Regions from separate parts of the Mus musculus genome. Here region 2 is linked to region 1. A link is a contact called in ENCODE POLR2A ChIA-PET data. All regions are on one chromosome and are shown on one strand. The core of a region is the stretch at or near the end of the contact, and the rest is flanking DNA. Distances in the headings are between cores, read along the strand shown.

Region 1 (3,223 bases), core at 57-2,556:
TGTTTTCTCTCTCTGCGGGACTCTCCTTGTCCACCCAGTAGGTAGACAGCCCTGCCCTTCCCACCTCCCAGGTCAGTGCAGCAATCAACTGGGTCAGACGAGAAACTTGGGTTTTGGGAAGTGTAGGAGACATCATCGGTAATTGACAGGTTCACAGCTTCAGCCTAGAGCCTCAGATTCGGGAACCCAGGTAGGGGCATGCCCTGCGCATGTGAAGGAAGGGGCTCTCCTCACTGTCCCTACCTTTCTTCACCTACTCAGCTTCCTTGCTCAGGGGTAGTCAGCCCATGTCCAGTGAGAGATCCTTGCATTCTGAGGGGACAGACCTTCGACTATTTGATGACACCTGCTTGGCTCCAGAGAAAGAGCTACAGCACACCATGAGGAAGGCGCACACCCAAGGAGACTGCTATGGCTGGAGTGGAATGGCCCGGCTGGAGCAGTGTTGGGAGAGTGACTAGGCTGAACAGTGGGTAGGGGTGCGGGGCGTCCGAAGGAGAGACCACGGTGGTAGTCCGTAGTCCCGCCCTGCTGTCGCTCGGCCTGGCAGCGTTCCTTCGCAGCCTCCTGCCAGCACAGCCAGCCCCCTGCCCCCACGGAGCCGGTGCCAGAGCAGCGTTCCGCAAGCCGAGCTGCATCTTCCCAGCGCCGAGGCTGCGCGGAGGGCCCCTCGGCCGGGCCTGGGCCTCTGGCCCCCACCCGGCTGTTCCAGGTAGGTCATCTGAAAGGCTTCCGTCGTTGCGGCGGTTGCTCGGAGGTTCTGCAGCCAGAGGCCCCCAGGTAGGTTCGGGAGACTCAGAGCAAAACGCGTGGGAGGCCGGAGCAGCTACAGACCCCAGACTCACCCCCAAGTCGGAGCAGCCGGAGTCACAGGGGGCGGGAGATGAGCGCGGCTGGGGTACGGGTCCATCAGAGTCGCCTGGCTCAGGGGAGCAGGTGGGTCGGGGGGCGGCGCGCTCTGCTCAGCGACCTCACGCCTACCCTGGCCCCGCCCATGCAGAGCAGCGGGAGGACACCCGGGTTAGACTCCCGGACGAACTTCCCAGCAAAGAAGGGCAGAGAGGGACTTCGCGCGGGAGGGTGGGATCGAGCGGTCCAAACGCTCCCACGTCACCAGCCGGGTCGGTCCGGGGACCCCGAGGCTCTCCCGAGGGCAGCTGCATCGAGACGGCGCGCGTCCGCGCCCCCAGCCAGCACGCAGGGCGGCCTGGCCCTTTAAGCGTCCAGACGGCGGCCCCAGCTGACGCGCGGGCTCCAATCGGCGCCCCGCGCCCCCCGCCCGCCGCGCCCGAGGCTCCCGGGCCGCAGCTGCTCGGCCGGGACTTGCCGCGGCCCTGCGCCTCCGCCCGCCCGGCCGGCCGCGCCCCCGGGGCCATGGTCGCGGGGCCCTGCGCAGGGGCGGCCCCCAGCGCGGCGCTTCATGGAGCGGCCCGGGCCCGGCCCTCGGGGGCAGCGCGATCCTGCGGGGCCCTGTGAGCTCCCAGCGCCGCGGCACCATGGTACGCAGGGCCCTGCCTGTCCCCCCGCTTATCCGCCCACCTGCGAGCGCCTCCTTTCAGAGCGCACGGCCCCTTGGGACCCGGTGCAGGGTCTGGAAGACCTGGCCCCTCCCCCGGGGTCCTCGACCCTATCTGTCCGGTGTGCAGGGCCCAGAGTGCGGCGCGGCGGCGCGGCTCAGGGGTGAAATTCCTGGGGTGGGGGGTGCAAACGCGAAAGGCCGAGGTCTTGCTGCGCACGGGCGGAGGGGGGAGCTTCTCTGCGTCCGGACGGCGCCGCCCCGGGGCTGGTAATGGGGGGAAAAGGGGGAGTCGGATTCCCGCCCGGGCCTTGGGCCACGTGGGCGCTGCAGCCGCTCTGCCGGAGACTAGGATGGATCGCTCCATAGGCGGGGGGCGCCCACAGCTGGAGTGGAAACTCCTGTGTGACCTTGGGCCGGTCCCCTGCCGTCTCTGAGCCTGTTTCCCAGGCCTCTCCAAAGAAAGCATCCAGAAGTCATGAGCCTGTACCCCTGCCGCCGGGGTTTCACCAGATGGCCTTTGGGAGGCAAAAGCTTGGTGGCCTCTGCAGGTGTCCCTCTGGGGGAGGGCTGCGATGCAGCTGGTGTACCCAGGTGTTGAGAAGCCTCCTCAGCTTCAAGGAGCCGGAAGCATCTGGCCAGAGGCTACACAGCTGGTGGGCACTGATCCGGAAGGGGCCCTGCCACTGGCTGGCAGCATCTCTGGTCCATGGCTGGGGAGGCTGCAATGTGACTTTAGGGATGCCTGGGTTTCTGCCAGGCTCAAGTGGCCCTGCCCAAGCAGGAGGTCCCTGGGGAAGCTTTGTAAAGGGAAAAACGGGGACCCCAAGCCTGGAATAAGTGGTGCCATGGGGGGGCCTTTCCCTGCCACCGTCCACCCCCCAGTAGTACAGACACCAGGACCTGCAGGTGCAATGACTGGGAAGGAGGCAGGACCAGAGGGTGTGGTGACTGTGTCTGGATGCTTAGGTGGTTCTCACACCTCATGCTTCCACCCACCTCACTTCCAGGACTCTCCAACTGCCTGTCTGAAGTGTACCAGGCAGAAGGGAAGGGTGCTGGAGTGGCAGGATGGCCACAGCTCCATGAGTAAAGCCTCTCTGGGCCTCAGTTTCTCTAAGAAAGAGGAATTGGTCCCAGAAAATGAATCAGAGTGAGTCAGAGAGGGATGGGCGGGGCCCCGTGCCACGTCCCTGCTGGACGGCCCAGCAGTTCTGGGATAGATTCAAGAATGGGTGGCTGGTGGGGGTGTGAGGGGTGGAGGGAGCTTCAGGAAGGCAACGTCTGTTGGTGGAGCGGAGGGCAAAGAGTGGGCATGTCTTGGGCTGCTGGCCGAGGGCACAGGTTCGAAGCTCCTTGGGGCTCACCCGCAGCTTCTCCTTTAGCAGAATGACAAGGGAGCTCAGAGTCCATGCTCTCTGTCTGGCCCACCCACTGCTGACAGGAGAGAGGACTTAGAGGGGACAGCTTCATCCTGGGACCCCTAAGGAAGGTGGGGTTGTGTCCCCCATTGGGATGCATCGGCATTCACACACTGGAAGCTTTCGTCTCCACAGGCAGAGCCCATGGAGCATCCAAAGCCAGCCGTTGTAGGGCCGGACTGGCCAGTGTCTGCTGAGCCCCAGGCCCTATGTGAGGGATAAGACAGGCCCATCTCTACCACCCGACTAAACAGGACTGTTCTGGGAGTGGGGCAGGGCCTAAAGG
Region 2 (3,355 bases), core at 601-3,100, 98 kb after region 1:
AGGTGGTAGTGGTGGTAGTATTTATGAAATATAGCCACTTAGGTGAAAAGGAAAGGACATGCTTTAAAACTCACGGTCAATAAGCTCAAATCATAACTTAAGTGTAAGAAATTAAGTAAGAGATGATGATCAATATCCTTATTTTACAGGTGGATAAATGAGTTTGAATTATATGACCATAATATAAGGGTCATGTGGATTGTTCCACACCAGGAATATATTTCTGGAAGGTAGGATTACAATCTGACTCCCCACATACAGTCCACAGTTTTGTTTGACAATTTATTTATTGTTAAATGAACATTTTTATGTTACAGGTGTAAATCTGAACTGAAAATATAAAAATTCATACTGTCTTTGAACTGTAAAAACTGTGTACATTACACCTATAGTTAAATGGGCTATTCTCTCTTCAGTTAAATTATCTAACAATTTCAATTCCAAGTTAAAAAGATTTTTTCCCACTAGATTTTTTTTTATTATCTCACTCACCCAATGACTGACCTATATCTGTCAGAAAGTAGAACATATTTTTATTTTTAAGTCAGCAATAACCAGATATTCAAACTTAGTTTGCTGAGCACATTATTCTGTAAGGCCAGGCATAACTACTGACACACTTTTCCAAAGGCATGGCAACCTAGAAGAGGTAAATAAGAAAATGGTTGGGCATCAGGTGATATAACAGCTGAAGACTCTTCCCAGCATGTCCCTTTGGTCCTAAGAACTATTACCTAAAATAGTAAATTTTAAATTCTGATTTTGCCTAAGTTACCTGTCAGCTTGTGCAAAATGGCTTCTCTGAGATTGTGATTCAAACGGCCAGGGGCACAACACTAGGATTTGTATCTTAAGAAGCCCTTTCAAGTTATACTGTGCAGAGAAGACCTTCTAGCACATTCCAGGAGCACCGAGAACCTTTTGAACCTGTCAAGAATTTGCATCCAAACTGTCAATTTGCAGGGGGCCTCAGTAGTCCGGGAAGCAGATTCCCGGGTAGGGATCACCCCCTCAAAGAGAGGACTGCTTTCCACCCCAGGAATAAACGAGGGAAGCAGAGAACAGAATCGAGTCACCCGGACGGCTGGCACACCTGAACCTTAGTCGTGCTTTTGTGATCTCTGCACCCCGTTCCCTTGTCAGGGGCATTCGCATTCCGCCACAGCCTTCCCTCCTCCATCCGGTGACACAGGGTCACGTAAGGTCTGCGCAAACCCCGGGTGGCGCCCGGGAAGGCCAGGCCGAGGTGCCCGAGCGCTGCGCCCTGCCTCACCTCCCACCTTCTTGTGACCTTGTCCAGACTCCTAGACCCGTGCGATCGCGCTCCCTCTCCCTCTCCTCCCACTGCTCCCGGGATCCCCGAAGCTGGCACCAGCCCGGTCCCCGTTTGCCATCGTTGCCTCCTCCGCGACTCTCGTTCCCTCGGCCACGATCCGCTCCAGAAGCTCCGGCCTCCTTCCTCCGGCTCCACATGCACTGGCCGACGGGGACCCCAAGTCCTCCGCCCACCCGAGGGACCCCCCGCCCCGCAGCCCTCGCCTCCCGCCCGGCTCCCGCTTCACTCACCGAGACGCGGGGTCCCTTCCAGTCCTGCCGGTTTCTGGCCGCCACCCGAGTGCGAGAACACCGGCTTCGCCTGCTGCGGCCACTGCTCGCCCCAGCCAATCAGAAGCCAGCAGCCGGCGAGGCCGGGCCAGAGACTCCCTTTACGTGCGAGGGGCGGTGGGCGTGGTCACTTGTAGCGCGGCGCCCATTGGCTGGGGGGCCGGCCCGGTTCGTGGCGGCGCGCGCTGTTCGTGTCAGACGTGAGGCCTGGGCGGCAGTGCTGGCGCGGTGCCGCCTGGCGGCCGCTGCCTCCCAACCCCAATTGCCTCGAGGTTCTCGCGACCGGTTCGCTGGGCTCCGCGAACGCCACGCACGCAGGCTAGACCGGCTTAGGTGAGCCGAGCGGCCCGCCCGAGCGGGAGCATGCGCCGTCGGGGCGCCTTTGGGTCCCTCCCCGGAGCTGGTGGTGGCCGGAGAGCAGTGACCTCACACATGCCTGGGGAGGAGTCTGATGGGGCAGGCAGCTTCCGGGGCGGGGCTTCGTGTGGGCTCCGGGGATGGCAGACACCGACAGCCCCACTATGGGACGTGTCTGTCCAAGACTCTCAGCGTAGCAGAACATGGCGGCCTCTGAGAGAGGTAGGCTACTGGTAGGTACTCAACTTTGAGTGACTTCAGGGAGAGGAACAATTGTCTCCTCACCCCGAATAGAGCACCAACCACGGACAAGAGAAAGGATTCCGTCTTGTCTACCCTGCCCACCCCTTGCCCCGCCAGAGGCAGCTCTGCAGAGGGCTTCTTCCCCCTTTGTGCACCGATTATATAAACTGGCAAGAGGAACCACAGTGAATCGGCTAACTTTCTAACTTCCCCATACCTCAATGTTTCTTTTCTTTGTAAACTAATTTTATTACATTTACTTGTGTGAACATTTGCTGAGGTCAGAGGACAACCTTCACCAGTCACCTCCTAATGTCTGGACCCTGGGGCTAGAACTCTGATTGTGGGATTTGGTGGCCTTTACCCAGTGAACCATCTTGTTGGGCCCTCAATACGTTTCTTGAATTTCCTGAAGGCTGGTGTAGTCTTATGAGCCACCTTCCAATAACTACATAACAGGTGTCATGACTGAATATTAAAATTTTGTATTACCATTTTATTTATTGTGGGGAGGGGCACATGTGCTATGGCAAATGTGTGGAGAGCAGAGGACAACATGAAGGGACCTGTTGTTTCCTTTGCCCACAGGTTCCAAGGATCAAACACAGGTTAAAAATTATTTGAGTTAAGTCATATGTAGGAAACATTCCATGTTATACATGATAAAACTCTATGCCTGTGGCTGGAGAGTTGTCCCAGTGATTTAAAGGCACTTGTTACTCTTCTTACAAGAGGATCCAGGTTCAGTTCCTGACACTCAACGTGAGGCTCCCAACCATCCCAACTCAGTGGAACTCAAACCCTCTTTTGACTGCTTCAGGCACCAGGCATGTATATATGATGCACATACATGTATACATGCAGGCAAGATACACATATTTTTAAAATAAAACTTTTATGGTGGTGCACACCTTTAATCCTAGTATTTAGGAGGGAGGCAGGTGGATCTCAGAGTTCAAGTCCTTCCTTGTCTACAGTACAAGTTCCAGGACAGCCAGGACTACACAGAGAAGCCCTGGTTCAAAGAACAAAAATGAAATAAAGCTTTCCATACCTTGGATATGTGGCAGCTTTGTGTCTTTGAAAGTATGTTCTTTGTATGGGTGTGCTAAACACAGCTTTGCTGAGCAGGAGTCAGTGGTGGTAAACG

Evidence for each region. ChIA-PET counts read pairs that join two places held with the same protein, here RNA polymerase II (POLR2A).
Region 2: POLR2A ChIA-PET joins it to region 1 with 25 read pairs in Patski. The contact joins the promoter of Higd1a here to the promoter of Zfp651 in region 1. POLR2A ChIA-PET finds 5 or more read pairs at or near these places in 2 of 5 experiments (Patski and embryonic stem cell).

What each region holds. Positions count from the first base shown.
Region 1 is chr9:121,758,727-121,761,949 of GRCm38, forward strand. Zfp651 (zinc finger protein 651) reads left to right here and starts at 1,307. Exons shown (of 6, transcript NM_001166644.1): 1 at 1,307-1,499. The coding sequence starts at 1,497. It overlaps E530011L22Rik (RIKEN cDNA E530011L22 gene), which reads right to left and starts at 1,217. Exons shown (of 1, transcript NR_033503.1): 1 at 1-1,217.
Region 2 is chr9:121,855,946-121,859,300 of GRCm38, forward strand. It overlaps Higd1a (HIG1 domain family, member 1A), which reads right to left and starts at 1,851. Exons shown (of 4, transcript NM_019814.5): 1 at 1,567-1,851. It overlaps Gm47112 (predicted gene, 47112), which reads left to right and starts at 1,802. Exons shown (of 1, transcript NR_168944.1): 1 at 1,802-3,263.